Regions from separate parts of the Mus musculus genome. Here region 1 is linked to region 2. The links are chromatin contacts, found by Hi-C or POLR2A ChIA-PET in ENCODE. All regions are on one chromosome and are shown on one strand. Each heading gives the region's core, a stretch centred on a gene start or an enhancer-like site at or near the end of the contact. The rest is flanking DNA. Distances are from core to core; before and after follow the strand shown. Region 1 holds the start of Lhpp (phospholysine phosphohistidine inorganic pyrophosphate phosphatase). Region 2 holds the start of Oat (ornithine aminotransferase).

Evidence for each region. Hi-C counts contacts between places; a loop is a spot of excess contacts on that map. ChIA-PET counts read pairs that join two places held with the same protein, here RNA polymerase II (POLR2A).
Region 1: a map of left cerebral cortex shows a loop between it and region 2 (5-fold over the local background). The contact joins the promoter of Lhpp here to the promoter of Oat in region 2. A Hi-C loop is called at or near these places in 4 of 37 maps with a recorded cell type or tissue (Patski, gastrocnemius, heart and 1 more). POLR2A ChIA-PET finds 5 or more read pairs at or near these places in 4 of 5 experiments (Patski and embryonic stem cell).

The regions. Positions count from the first base shown.
Region 1 is chr7:132,608,562-132,613,060 of GRCm38, forward strand. Lhpp (phospholysine phosphohistidine inorganic pyrophosphate phosphatase) reads left to right here and starts at 2,082. Exons shown (of 7, transcript NM_029609.1): 1 at 2,082-2,269. The coding sequence starts at 2,145.
Region 2 is chr7:132,573,598-132,578,065 of GRCm38, forward strand. It overlaps Oat (ornithine aminotransferase), which reads right to left and starts at 2,801. Exons shown (of 10, transcript NM_016978.2): 1 at 2,698-2,801.

The sequences.
Region 1 (4,499 bases), core at 832-3,331, 34 kb after region 2:
AGACCCAGATTCCCATGAAGATTAAACTGGGTGCTGTCCAGTTAGATGCTGAAGGTGAAGTGGCAGACACAGGAAGGCAGTGTTGAAATAATTTGTTTCTTGTGCTTCATTGGAGGCAGAGGCTGTTCTAATGGGATACTAGCATCTTACCAACAGGCAGTGGAAGAGAACTGCCAAAGGAGCAGAGCATCTCTAATGGGAGGTCCAGAAACCTTGGCAATAAAAAATTTTCACTTCCCCAGGAAGCATGCTGGGCTTCCCAGAAGGAGCCATTGACAATGGGCCTTTAGCCAATGATGGCTGTGACTTAGGGAGGTAAAGTCTGGAGCTGAGTCAGCTCCTGGGATACCCAGCTGGAGGAGATAACAAGGCCAGAACTGAGCTGGTTGACAAAATTCCTCAAGGTTTCAGCAATTATAATGAAACTAACTTAGCAACCAATCAAAATTGTACTAATGTCACTGTTTTGCCCCTACCAATCATATTGGAGATTACCTAATCTTTCTGGAAAATTCCCTTAGACCTGCATAAAAGGGGTCTGCAAACCATTTTGACGAACGGTTGGCCCCTGCATGCTGGTAATTTCCGCAGAATAAACCTTCTGCCTTTGCATTACTATTTGAGTCTGGGGTTTTCCTTCAGTGATTATTGGATTTATAGACACATAACTCCTGGTTATGCAGGACTCCAGCCTGATTCTCCAGCCTTCACTTCCTAACCCCCAAATCTGTAAGCTCTTTCTTGCCCGATGTAAGCAAACTTTCTCAAGTTAGAGCAGCTTCTTCAGTCTCTCTGTATAATATTGATCTCTAGCACAGTAAACCCACTCAGGGTAGACATTATACCTTTTATTTCTCTTGCGAGCAGCTCCTCTGGTAAGCTCATCAAAAGAATAATGCACACTTTGTTGAAATGCGTTAAAGTTCTAACATTCTGGGTGCTGGAGAGGTGGCTCAGTGGTTAAGAGCACTGGATGGTCTTTCAGATGGACCAGAGTTCAGTCCCAGCACCCACATCATTAATCATCAGGGTCTATATATAATTCTTGTTTCAGGGATCAACACCCTCTTCTGGCCTCCCGAGACACATAAAATTTGGTGTTTTTTTCTACTCATATTACCATGCTCTTTATTTTTGCAAGGCTGTTGTCTGCATATAACTTTTGAATTTGTGTTTTTCATATAATGTTAGAACAGAAGAGTTTTCCAAGGTAGTTAGCGGGAGTCTCTCTCTCTCTCTCCTTCTCCCTTTCTGTCCCTCTCCCCCCTGTCTTCCCCCTCCCTCCCCCTTCTCTCTCCAATCCCCTTCCCCTCTTTTTGTTTTGTTTTGTTTTTTTGTTTTTTTTGAGACAGGATTTCTCTGTGTAGTCCATGCTGTCCTGGAACTCGCAACAGGCTGACCTCAAACTCTGAGAGCTTCAGCTGCTTCTGCCACCTCCCCTGGCTGATCTTTCTTTCAGCACATTTCTTTCAGCATCTCTGATATGCAACCTGTATCCTCTACATTAATTTTCTTCAGCTTGTCTTGGCATTATCATTTATTTACACCGCAGTCATTCTGTTTGCACACGTTCCTTTAGTGTGTTTCCAAGGAATTGGATGGTGCCATCTAACCGCCTGCAAGATCTCTCCCTCTCTCTTCCATTTTTGAGACAGAACCTCACTACTGAGGCTAGGATGTCTCCAACACTTAAAATTTCATTTATTTAATTAGTATACGTGTGTGTGCATGCACTCGTGGGGAGATCTGGGGACAATGTCAGGAATAGGTTTTCTCCTGCTATTGTATGGGTCCTGGGAATAGAATTAAAGTTAAGTTTTGTGCCAAACACCTTTACCCCCTTGTGGCATCTTGGCTTCACACTCTCAGCCCTGCTGGGGATTACAGGTGAGAGCCATCCCTCCTGGACTGTTTCACTTTTCATTTCAAGTTGTCATGTCCTGACTCTTAGGGGTTTGAACTCCTTCCGCAGGATGCGTTCACTGCTTTTCCTGATAGTCAAGCGTCAGGCTGGTCCACGTGGTTCCCAGTTTGCTCCCGGCCCGCCCGCCGCGGATTACATTTCCCAGGCAACCCCGCGCGGGAGGCGTGGCTGCGGGATAAAAGCAGCGGCGACGCCGAGTTCGGATTTATAGCTGGACACGATGGCCGCATGGGCTGAGCGGCTGACGGGCGTGCGGGGAGTGCTGCTTGACATCTCCGGGGTGCTATGTGATAGCAGCGCAAGCGGTGCAACCGCTATCGCAGGCTCTGTGGAGGCAGTGGCGAGGTTAGTGAGCTCAATGCAGGGGGTTCCCGGCTGTGTCAACTACCGGGGGCGGGGCGTTCGCGCTAGCTCCGCCTTCTCGAGTGCTAGCTCCACCCCTCAGGCTGGCTAGGAACCTTGTCGGGGGAAGGTTGGGTTGGTCCTAGGCATTTATGGGTTGAAGCTGTGTTTTGGAAGCAGTTGGTTAACTTGCAAGTAAAATACAGATTCAAAAAGTGTAGACTATCTCATTAATATTGCAACCTGTTAGGCCGGGGAGATGGCTCCATGGGTAAAGACACTCATTGCCAGTTGTGTGTGACACCTGAGTTCAATTCTTGGGACCCACATGGTAGAATAAGAACGGTGGCTACCGTAAGTTGCCTCTCTCTGCCCTCCATGCATGTCCTCCATCTTAAAAGTAAATAAATGGAAAAGTTACTTTAAAATATTTCTTGATGTTGCTTACACGTTTAAGTGACTATTTTTAATATACTAGGCTAAGTAAACTATTCAAATGATCCACCTGTTTCTCTTAGAAAACTTTAAATCATATACATGGCTAGCCATCTAATTCTCTTGTATTGGTTTTGATTTGAGGAGGACAAGGGGTCTGGCTCATTACACCTTGCCAATGCAGAATGCTGTCAGAGACCACAATTGGCATTAAACCTGGGCTATTTGTCTTTGGTCCGCAGATAGCTTTGTGTAATGTGGATGAGCAGTTGGAGGCTGCTCATTGTTTAGCATTATTCTCTCAATATCACTCTCTGGGGTACCCTGACCTAACTAGCACTATTTACTTATTTGCAGTTAAGTAAGTCCTTTGATCCCGAGAGGCCCTCCCCTACTTATCTGTTTGTGTGTGTGTGTGTGTGCGTGTGTGTGCGTGCGCGCGCGCGTATGGTTGTGGAGAGAGAGAACACTTGAGCAAGAGGGGTGGCACTGATGGTGTAACAAGGACACAGACTATGTTTTGTAGCACAGTGAAAGGGACTGGTATGGGACAGCTAGTCCTAGGAAACACCTAGACCTTCTGGGTGGGTGAAAGTCCAGTTTACATGTCTTTCTGGCTTCTACATTGTCTCCACTAACTCCAGAACTTAAGGCTGGCTTTGTTTCACTGAGCCTTGGATATGAGCAGTTAATTCTGTGGAGGCCCCTCTTAGAGTGTAGCGGGACAGACACTGGACGATGTAAGCAGCCAGGACGTTATGAGGATCTCATTGGAAGGAAGGTAGACCATAGTTTGTGCTCAAATGAATAAACTGAGTCACTCACCATAGATGAGTATACGTGAAGATAGTGCCAAAGCATATAAGCCCCGGGATAGTGCCACCTGTAGGAAGTGACTTCCCACTTTAATTAACAGCTGAAGAGAGTCCACCCACAGACAGGCCCAGATGCTTGTCTTCTGGATGATGCTAGCTCTCATCGAGCTGCCAATTGAGATTACCGGTGTCATACATGTGTATCTACACACACGCACACACACACACACACACACACACATATGAACATGGATACATGTACAAATATGTATAATGAAAATGAGGTTTCTTTTGGCATCTTGCCAAGAAAGCTTTCACATCTATGGCCCAGAATATATAAATCAAAAAAGTCAGCCATTGAGTGAGAATGTGGACAGAAGACAGAAGACTCACCAGGAAAGAGACACTGGTGACCCCCTCAGCGCAGGAAAGATGCTCCACCCGTTGCATTAGAAATGCAAATTCAAACTATACCAATAGGTTCTTTTTTTTTTTTTTTTTTTTTTTGATAAAACTGGGAACAAGTTCACTTTTTTTCTTTCTTTTTTTTTTTTTTTTTTTTTGAGACTTCGTAGAACCAAGTGCTGCTACCTTATGTGAGAAGACAAAATTGGCACTGCAGTAGTGGGTACAATTCTGGGTATTTGTTCTGACTTGTTTACTAGAAATAACTGAGCCGGACAGTGGTGGCGGACACCTTTAATCCTAGCACACAAGAGGCAGAGGCAGGAGGATCTCTGTGAGTTCAAGTCCAGCCTGGTTTACAAAATGAGTTCTAAGACAGCCAAAGCTACACAAAGAAACCCTGTCTGAAAGAGAGAGAGAGAGAGAGAGAGAGAGAGAGAGAGAGAGAGATTGAGAAAAGAGAAGTAATTGAAATAAAAGTTGTGTCTTTTGAAACCATAAAGGACCAAGAACAATCACTCTCCATAATCAGGGAAGAGTCGCTGTCCCTCTCTCCAGAGTGAGCACCATACAGTGTG
Region 2 (4,468 bases), core at 1,551-4,050:
AATAAACTAGAGAAGCAGAGGCAGGAGGATCAGGAGCCTAAGGCTATTCTCAGATACCCAAGAAGTTAGAGGTGGTCAAGCAAGCCTTTAATCCCAACACTCTAGAGAGGCAGAGGCAGATGGACCTCTAGGAGTTTGAGGCCAACCTGGTCTACATAGTCCCAGCTCAGCCAGGGCTATAAAGAGAGACCTTGCCTTAATATTAAAATAAAATAAAATAAATAGCAGTCAGACAAGAAAATTACCTACTTAAGAGATTACCATTAACTACCAATTTTCTTCTGTGCATAAATACTATATAGATAATTTTTTCCACCTTCTCCCTTTGAATTTACAACGAAAGTCCCTCCTAAACACTTTAGGACATTAAGAACATTGCAGACTTTTATCACAGATCCTAACACTTCAGGCACTTGTTTTCAAGCAGTCCCCACTGTGAACTTAAGCTTGTAAAAAAGGAAAAGTCAACCCTGTCTCAAAAATCCCCTCCCCTGGGTACCTGGGTACCCACCTGCTGCTGGTATTCTCTTGTCTGGCAGGTGAAGAAGAGCCTTCCTGAACACACAACTCCTGAGGGAGGCAAGGTAGCAACCAGACAAGCCAGGTAACCAGGTCACCCATCCTGCATCAAAATAACTCAGCTCTGAGAGGCTACTTCTCTGTCCTCCTATGGAAACTCATCTTTTCATCAAGGGTTCAGAGTTGATGCCAGTTTGGTCTACAAAGTGAGTCTGGGACAGCCAGAGCTACCCAGAGGAACCCTGTCTCGAGAAACCAAAGATGATTGATAGATAGATATATAGATTATTCCTATTTATTATCTATCTGCTATTTATATTTAGCAGATATAAGAGCCCAAACATAAGAACTAACGACAGGCCGAGCATGTTGAACACCTATGTTTAATTTCAGGCCACCATTATTCCCTTCCCCATTAGCTCACAGGAATATCTCCACAGTACAGTCTCCATTAAGGGCTGCATTTGGAAGAATTTGTTTAGTCTGCCTTATTAAATAACCTTTCCTTAAATTGCTCTAAAAGAAACAGCAGGGTAAAGTCATCCAAAAGCCATTGAAAATCTTCAGCTTGAGAAGTAAATTTGGTTTGGCGCTTGTTAAATATTTACTTTTCTGAGGTAACCATTCACAAATGCAGCCCTTAATTTTTTTTTCTTTTTTTTGGAAGGTCTGTCAACATAAGCTTTGTTTTATGTAACCAATATTCTGGCTAAAATTCACCTCAAGTGCGTCACTGGCAAACAACTAAAGTAACACTACTGGGAAAGGATTGAACCAACTACACCGCACCCTCCACACACCTCCACATCACTACCCATTCATTACTATTTTTAAAAGTATACAGTTTGGGGGCTGGGGAGAAGGCTCGGTGGTTAAGAGCACCGACTGCTCTTCTGAAGGTCCTGAGTTCAAATCCCAGCAACCACATGGGGGCTCACAACCATCCATAATGAAATCTGATGCCCTCTTCTGGAGTGTCTGAAGACAGCTACAGTGTACTTACGTATAATAAATAAATAAATCTAAAAAAAAAAAAAAGTATACAGGTATACAGTTTGGCTCATCCTCAAGAACTCTGCAAAGAGCATAAAATACATATCCATATAACCATAGTAAAAGTAGACCGGAAGGTAAATAGATGAGACAGGAAAAAATACCTTTTAAAATATGTACTAATTAAAGTTTTAGGGGCTGGAAAGATGGCTCAGCAGTTAAGATCACCTACTATGCTTGCAGAAGACCAGAGTTTGGTTCCTAACACCCACATTACATGGCACAACTATCAAGAACTGCTCCAGGGGTATCGAATCCCTCTGGCCTCGGATGGCGCATTCATTCCTGATCACACACATACAATTTAAAGTACAGTTACAAGTTACATAAAATTAATTTACCTACAGACACTAACAAGTTTGATCAAGAAAATTTAGGGTGGAGAAATCAGAGGTTATTCAAGTAGCAAAGCCACTTCATTCCAAAACCACTCCTCCCTTAATATATCTTGACACATCTACAAGGTAAATGTACTCCCGGGCATTGCTGTAGGCCTGAGGCAAGATTTGCTGGCAGCAAGAGCTCCCCACAATTAGACTGGAATTTACTGAGGTTCAACATAGCTTGTCAAAGGCCTAAGGAGGGGGCTCTTCGTGCAGAGAGCCCTGTGGGCCAATCCTTAGCCACCATCTCATCACAGAGTGCACGTCACTTCCTCAATCCTCTTATTTGGTTTAGGACTGAAGAGAAGTGGGGATTGGGGAGGGATGGGTATGATCTGCCACGAGACGTAAAAGCTGCCCAAGGAGCTCGGACTTGGTCCGCATCAGCGCCCCCTCCCGGTGACGCGACCACAAGTTCGCAGTTCTGTCCCCAGGGATCGGGTCCTTCCCTCCTCTTCCCACCCCCACCCCCCACCCACCCCCCGCCAAGCTGCTCGTGGTGCCCCGCGCCCTCAACGCCGCCTTTTCAAAGTCGAGACCTCCAAGGCCCCAGTCCCCTTAGCCGAGTCCCCCGGGGACAGTGAGCCCAAGCCGTGCCCCGCCCGTCCTCACGCCGAGCCCGCCCCACCCCGGGCCTGCGTGGCGCCCTAGACCCGGAGATTCCAGTGTTGCCCCGGCGGAGACTCCAGAACACCGAGTGGGCCCTAGTCGCTCTGGCCCAGCCCCGGCGCGTACGTCGTACCTGACAGCGTCCGCTAAGCGACACTGACTGTACTTCAGCCACGAAGCGCGATGTGGCTGCCCGGCGCGTCAGGTCGTTTAAGACGACGTGTCTGTCCCGCCCCCGCCCGTTCTCTCAGTTCATTGGTTAAGGCGGAGGGCCGCACACCAATCACAAGAGGCTCACTCTCGCCCCACCCACCCGGCCTTGAGCCTCCGGGCGCCAAGTTCTGCTGCCTTCCCCAAGTGCGCAGTCTGCTTTTGTGCCTGTGGCGCTTGAGCTCTGCACTGAACTTGGAGCAGTTCGCTTTCTTTTACCCGAAGGGGAACGGAGGCCCGAAGGAATGGTGGCCTCTCACTGCGTTTCTCTAGCCCAGGGACCTTCCAAAACCTTTCCTGAAAGAGCCTGTTGGGAGCAACATCATATCTTAAATGCTGAAACCACATGACCTTGAACCCTCACGTACCAAAATGACAAAACAGATTACTGATGCTTCTAGTATCATCTCTGCAGCTGTAAAACGCCGCCCGGATGTTATTAACTGTTGTTATAAGTGGTTGGAAATGACAGCTACGCAGTATAGACTTGCCTGCACTCCCTCCACTACCATGGTTAAAACTCAAACCGGAAAAGGATATTGCAGGATAAACACAATCAGAAGGTGCTTAGGTATCATTTTTGTCTATAACGCTCGTTATAAATCAGAAAATATGAAGAGAATAGAAGAGTTATCCAATCCTGTACCAAAAGCTGTAGACCACAGAGGGCCAGTGATTCACTACCTTACACTTCAGGGTCAGGCAGAAAGATTTCACACTCCAGTTTGGAAAGAATGTGTGTGAATAAGAAAGCACAAGGATGGAGGGACTGGCACACCAGGGAGAGCCACTGTCAGTCCACGTATCCAGGGCTAGATGTGGGGTTTCTAGAACCCCAAAGAGAGAGGAGTTTGAGGAAAGACTACTTGGAGGGAGCCAGGAGCCTAAGGAGTCTGTTAAGACTGGTGGTAGTAGTGGTGGTGGTGCACACCTTTAATCCCAGGACTCAGGAGGCAGAGGCAGGTGGATCTCTATGAGTTCTAGGCCAGCCTGGTCTACAGAGAGAGTTCCAGGGCAGCCAGAGGTACAGAGAGAAACCCTGACTTGAGAAAACAAGAGAAAAGACAATCCCCACAAACTAGCCTCCCTAGACACAGAGCAAGATCAGAAAGAGGAGGAAAAGAAAGTGGGATGGGAAAGAGCAGAGGAAATGGTTCAGTAGGTAAAGTGATTGTTGGGCAAGCATAAAGAGACCAGAGTTCAGGTCCCCAGAGCCTACATAAACGCTGAGTGGGCATCGAGACCCATCTGAAATCCCAGCGTTCAGGGAGGTAGAGACAGGACAATTCCTAGAGCTCTGGGTTCAAGTGAGAAACCCAGGCTCAATTAAATATATTTAAATACGTAGGAATCAATCATGGAAGACACCAGACCTTGTGTACCCACACTCATGCAAACACTGGTACACAAACACACCAGACACATGTAAAGACAAACAAAAGAAGACCCAGGTAGAGAGACAAATAGAAGACATTCAACAGCCATAGCAGGGAATGTCTTAGTTGACCTGGTCAGTAGGGGCAAGAAAGTAGTGTGGGCTCAGAGATAGAGCAGTGAATCCAATATCCTCAGGAGCACTGAGCAAGCCTACTGGGCTCATCCTATCCTTGGCTAAGGTCATTTGCCCAGATCATTACTTCATTACTATAATGACCATTAATTACCCTCTAAGGCTCATTATTATGAGTGGATAA